2 separate regions of the Homo sapiens genome follow, and region 2 is linked to region 1. A link is a contact called in ENCODE Hi-C or POLR2A ChIA-PET data. All regions are on one chromosome and are shown on one strand. The core of a region is the stretch at or near the end of the contact, and the rest is flanking DNA. Distances in the headings are between cores, read along the strand shown.

Region 1 (2,864 bases), core at 220-2,719:
CCAGTAAGTGCCAGATTGTATTGCTCAGAAGATACTATTAAAAGAAGTTTCTCTAACAAGCAGATAAAATGGTACTACTTACTGTACTTTCCCCACCATATCCAACAATTTGCCATGGATAACTTTAATCACTTCAAAACTATAAAACAAAAAGTATAAATTAGACATCCATTTTAATGTTGAAGTTTTTAAATGTATGTTATGTTGCCAGCTGGAAAAATGTAAAATGTCACAGACTCACCATTTTAACATAACATAAAATGAACACAAAGAACTCCTGTTTTTTCCTAGCAATCCATTCACATGTGCATACATCTGACACTCAGCAACCCTGACTGAGGATATTCAAAGTGAAACAGGTAAGGCATTCAAACGGAAAGCCTACCACTGGGCTGAGAAACCACATAAATGCAAATTTTAATCACCCAACTCATTCAGCAAAGAACCAACTGTTTACATTACAACTTGAACAGCTTTTCCTAGAGTGCCCTAGTACATTCAGCCTGCTCCTGTGTTCTTTCCTAGGTACATACATTCTCTGGGTGATGCCAGTATCTCTTGGCTTTCAATCAGATCAATGAGCCGATGACTCTAGGATGGAGGTGGCTCTCACCGGGAAGGGGATCTGAGATGTCATAATGATCACTTGAAATCTGCCACAGCAGGATTATTTATACCACTGACTGCTGGCAAATGGCCACAAATCATTTTCCACCCTCCCCCAAAAAACCCATGCAAACATCTGCCAGCACATCACTGGCTCTACTTTCAAATCCTACCTAGAATCTGACGGCTTCTCACTCCCCTCCACTGCTGCCGCTGAGGTGTGAATTCCTGGCCCAAGTCTGCCTGCATCAGTTCCACAGCCCCAACCCTTCCCCGCCACCCCTGCTCAGCACAGCAACCAGAGGACTCTGCTGCAGCAGATGGACGGTGCCTGGTTCAACATCCTCTGATGGGTGGCCATCTTTACTCGGCCCCAGTGACTCTCAAGCCGCAAACTTCTGACCTCGTGATCCGCCTGCCTCGGCCTCCCAAAGTGCTGGGATTACAGGCGTGAGCCACCACACCCAGCCTCAAATGTCACTTCTTACACCTCTTCTGTTTACCCTAAATGACAAATTTCCTTTCCATTTCTTACCCCTTCCGTACTTTATTTTTCTTGGCAGCATGGTCACAGACATCCTATCTCGCATGTGTGTCGTTTTACTGTTTGTCTCCCACACCAGAAATAATAGGTCCGCAAGGGCAGGGATTTGTCTGCTTTGTTCATGATTGCATCACAAGCTTCAGAATAAGTTAGCTTGTTGAATGAATTACACACTGTGCTATTTTAAACGATGTGTGCTGTCATTTGATAAAAACAAAAATGAAATTTAACCCCCCTACAAGCTCGCTGTGGGTCAACAAATGGGATATGGGTGTCCTAAGGACCTGCGGTTGCATTACAGAACCACGGTTTCCTCCGCATGCTGTATTTGCCTATCTTTAAAAGTGTCGCCACTTGGGCAAAAATACAGTACCCTGTCACGTGAGAAACAGCTGAAAGAACTAGGACTGTGTGGCAGGCAGCTTGGAGCCGGCTCCCAGATCTCCTGCTCTCCTAGTGGCCACACTGTGTGTCATCTCCCTGCATGGACCTAGTGACGTGCGTCTAATGAACAGAATATGGCAAAGGTGATGGAATGTCCCTTTTGCGGTTAGGTTATAAAAGACAGTGGCTTGTCATGCAGGAAATTCCCTGGCTCTCTTGTGCACCTGCCCCAATGAAGTGAAGCACCTGGCAAGGAGCAGAGGGCAGCCTCAGGCCAGCGGCCAGCAAGGAACTAAGAAGCTCAGTCCAACAACTTGCAAGAAACTCAACCCTGTCAAGAGCCACGTGAACACGCTGGGAAACATCTTCCCCCAGGCAAGCCTTCAGATGGGACTGCAGCCCCTGCTGATACCCACACTGTGGCTCTGAGAGACTGAAGCAGAGGACACAGCTAGGCCACACCCAGATTCCTGACCCACAAAAACTGTGAGATCATAAATGTGTACTGTTCTAAGTGGCTAAATTTCTTGAGATCACTGATTTTCTGAATCAAACTGGTTGATTCGGAAAGTTTTACTGACGTATTTCTTGGATATTCATAAATATTTGTGTATTCAGCATACAGATTTCTAAAAAACAAAACACCACTCTTCTCATACTCCCTCATGTCTCAAATTTGAGAATGCTGATTAAACTACGAGCTACTAGAAAAAAAAGGCATTATTTAAAACAGCCCCATTTGTTCCCAAACCCACTTATGCCAGTTAAATTCATCATAGTCATAATTTATGTTGCAAACTTTTGAAGTATGTGTAGACAGAGTTTTGTTTGTCTGAAAACTAGAAGTTGAATACTGTGAGTTGATCTACTAAAAACGGTGCTCCTTAATAAGGTGTGCCAAACCAACTGAAAAAGACTGGTGGGGAAAATCACAGCAATCTAAATAGTTGAGGTGTAGACTGTTTCCCAAGCATCTCACTCGGAAGAAACCGAACCAGAAGTCATAATGGACAAATCGTGGATGTAGTCATACTGAACAGCAGTGGGTGAACTCATATTCAAAGATGACAATTTGAAAATTTCACAAGATGAGTGACTGAATGTATATTTATGCTTTAAAACAAAACACTGGAGATTGACATCACCTTTCCGATTTTTTTTCCCTTTAACCAGTGTTGTTTTTTTGTTTTTTTTTTGAGACACAGCCTTGCTTTGTCGCTCAGGCTGAAGTGCAATGGCATGATTTCAGCTCATGATACAGTCTCCGCCTCCCAGGTTCAAGAGATTCTCCTGCCTCAGCCTCCCGAGCAGCTGGGATTACAGGCACCCG
Region 2 (2,864 bases), core at 203-2,702, 65 kb after region 1:
GTCTTAAACATGAACTTTCATTTCTTCGCAAATATGGTCATATCCGTCTCAGAAGTTGGGTTTCTGACCTTGTTCTTTAATGATGTTGTGACGCTTGTACTGGTCCATCTGATCCTGATACTCTCTGGATTGATAAGTAGGTAACTGTCCCTGGAAAAATGGCAAGGTGGGGTAAACGTGTCTGAACGTATAAAACATTTCAGAAGAGGAACAACATCTCTTCAGAACCCTATCTTTTTTTTATTCTAAGGCAGGGTCTTGCCCTGTCACCCAGGCTGGAGTGCAGTGGTGTAATCATGGCTCACTGCAGCCTCGACCTCCCAGACTCAAGCAATCCTCCTGCCTCAGCACCTGCCCCCCATCAGCTGAGACTACAGGCACACACCATCATGCCCTGCTAATTTTAAAATATTTTGTAGAAACGTGGTTTCGCTGTGTTGCCCAGACTGGTCTTGAACTCCTGGGCTCAAGCCATCCGCCCAGCTTGGCCTCCCAAAGTGTTGGCCAAGGCGTGAGCCACCGCACCCAGCCAGAACCCTATCTTTTTATAAAAGGTTTTTGCACATTTGATGACTAATTGCCAATCTTGCTGTTTGCCTAATTTGGAGGGGGATGGTATTCACCACAAGGACAAGATATACAATTGGCTCAGACTCTCAGACTTTAAGCAAGAGAGGTTTGTGCCTTAAATCATTAGGAGAAAAGAAAAGCTGACGGATATGCCAGTTTTATTCCAGAAATGGCATCTCACCAAGGAAGTGACTTCAGTTTAGAAACAGAGCCCCTGAGTTCGAATTCCTGCTCTGCCATTTAGAATCTACATAGCCTTGGACAAGACACTCCACTTTGCCATGCCTCAGGGCCACTCGGAGACAGAGGGCACTCACCCACAGGGAGGGGTGTTCTGCCTGCGGTCTTTCCCCCTCCCTTGCCTGGTCTCCGTCTCTTCTGGGACTGGATTTAGTGTTTGATTCTGTCCTCTGTGTGACATACAGTATGTGATATGACACTGAATATGACGTTTCCTTTCAACTTGTCTTCAAATTATTCTATGATATTTACCTTCCCCTGAATTCTTTCATAACAGTAGTTCCTTTCTTGTTACTTGTTCTTTAATGTGGCTTTTGTTCAAGTTTTTATTTCCCAGCAAAGACCAACTTTCCTTTGATTTTGATGGAGGAAAGATTAGCTACATAAATCATTTGAAATTAAAGCAAACCAAACACAACACAAACATGAAAGGAATATCAAATGCTTCCCTGAATTAAAAGGGTTCCAATCCCAGCACCTCTGAAGATGGGCAGCGTCTTTACTACTTGACCTTAAAGAGGTAACCCAGAAGAAAAAAGAACTTGAGTTGTTAAGAGAAGAGAGAACAGCCAGCTGGAGAGGAACCAATGAAAAGCATTAGAGGCAGCTCTTGGCTGGAGGAAGAAAGCAGTCTGCCTTCAGCGTCTCGTACAAAAGTCTCCTGGTGCACTGTGCAGAGCCAGGCTTGGTTTAAAGTCTCTATTGTTAGCAGATGTCAGCACGACCAGGGTCAGGGTCAAACAGGGAACTCACAAAATGAGTTGAATATTTTAAAAAAAAAGAAAAAGTGATGTGCCTAGATAAACTACAAGAAAAAAAGCCATCTTTAATTGATGTATAAGAAATTTTAGCTGTTAATTTCCATGAGGATTACAAATGTTAAGATTAATGCAAGCATAAAATTAGCCAACTGTCTATAGCTCAAGAAAATTTGCCATTCAATATGCCATATATTAAACAGTAAAAATATTCAAACAGGACACTTTTGAAAATAAGCTTCATGCCCTGGTGGAAGAATGGATTATCTCAGAGAACTGAGCTCAGCAATAAATACATTCTTAAATGAAATATCCAATCCTTATTTGGGAGTGTAGCTTTATCTTAGTGTTTGCTGAGATACAGGAGTTCATTAGTAACTTGCCAGCTATGTAAGATACAGATAGACCACTAAATGAGCACACTGTGTCTGTATTGATAGTTTTATTTCCAGTGGAACTGAGATCAAGCACCGTGCTTGCTGGTTAGTTATACAGCTTTTTTTCTGGGGAAATTTTAGAAAGCTTTTTGTGCCCTAAGGGTCCCTCTGGGGTTTTCCTGCTGCACAGATTGTCATGTTCTGTGCAATGTGACTCTGAGATCCTGGTCCACAGCTGATTGGGTCAGAGAGGGGCACCTGACCCTAGTGCAGCCAGTTTCTAAGCTGGCCTGTGGCCGACTCAGAGCTCTGCTCAAAAGAGCCATCTATTCTGTGTGGTGATTGGCTTGCTCAGCCAGAGGATATTTGAATATAAGATGCAAGAGTCTGCAGTCAGAAGCAGGGTGGAGGCTGAAGGACACCCAGGGAGACTAGAGCCACGAGGCAGCAGAAGCCACGAAGCAGACAGAGCAACCATGGATGCGGGGATCACGGAGGAGTGGAGTGATGGGGAGCGACCACCGCCCACTGCTGTTCTTGGGGTGATGGCAGAAAGAGCAGGAGAGCAGGGCTGTATCCCCAACAGGGTTCCTGTTCTAAGCACGTTTGTGTGCAGGAGGCTGGCTGTGCAGCTGCCTGACCGTTCTCTGTTTCTTTTCAGTACAACCCTGTCACTAAGGTAACCAGACTATAGCTTTTTCTAGGGAGCCAGGATACCAAGCAAAGCCTTTGCTTATCAAACTGACTGGTTCTCACTAGGGGCTCTCAGAATCTCTGAGTGAGTTCGGCCAAGTGCTGGTCTTTGCATGTCGGTATTAAGCCAGAATACACACAAAGGGAGAGGAGGGTAGGCCGGCTAGTAATGCAACCAAGAGAAATATTAGGGAGTAGATAATTAAATTCTATGAAATTGAAGGAT

What was found. A loop is a pair of places that touch in the nucleus more often than their neighbours do. ChIA-PET counts read pairs that join two places held with the same protein, here RNA polymerase II (POLR2A). Pooled maps may share reads with other maps.
Region 2: a pooled map shows a loop between it and region 1 (2.4-fold over the local background). The contact joins two enhancer-like sites. A Hi-C loop is called at or near these places in 5 of 168 maps with a recorded cell type or tissue (B cell, PC-9, gastrocnemius medialis and 2 more), 5 of 37 single-sample maps with no recorded cell type and 6 of 50 pooled maps. POLR2A ChIA-PET finds 5 or more read pairs at or near these places in 12 of 52 experiments (A549, Caco-2, GM12878 and 8 more).

The regions. Positions count from the first base shown.
Region 1 is chr7:151,471,467-151,474,330 of GRCh38, forward strand. It overlaps RHEB (Ras homolog, mTORC1 binding), which reads right to left. Exons shown (of 8, transcript NM_005614.4): 5 at 83-139. Among named protein-coding and RNA genes, the nearest start is that of CRYGN, 33 kb to the left of the region's middle. RefSeq lists a silencer at 330-379 and an enhancer at 1,600-1,859. Within about 2 kb of position 1,470, at least 5 of the 41 ENCODE cell types and tissues checked have a DNase peak (open chromatin) inside an H3K27ac peak, as active enhancers do.
Region 2 is chr7:151,536,964-151,539,827 of GRCh38, forward strand. No RefSeq gene overlaps it. Among named protein-coding and RNA genes, the nearest start is that of RHEB, 19 kb to the left of the region's middle. RefSeq lists an enhancer at 1,973-2,112 and a silencer at 2,146-2,346. Within about 2 kb of position 1,453, at least 7 of the 41 ENCODE cell types and tissues checked have a DNase peak (open chromatin) inside an H3K27ac peak, as active enhancers do.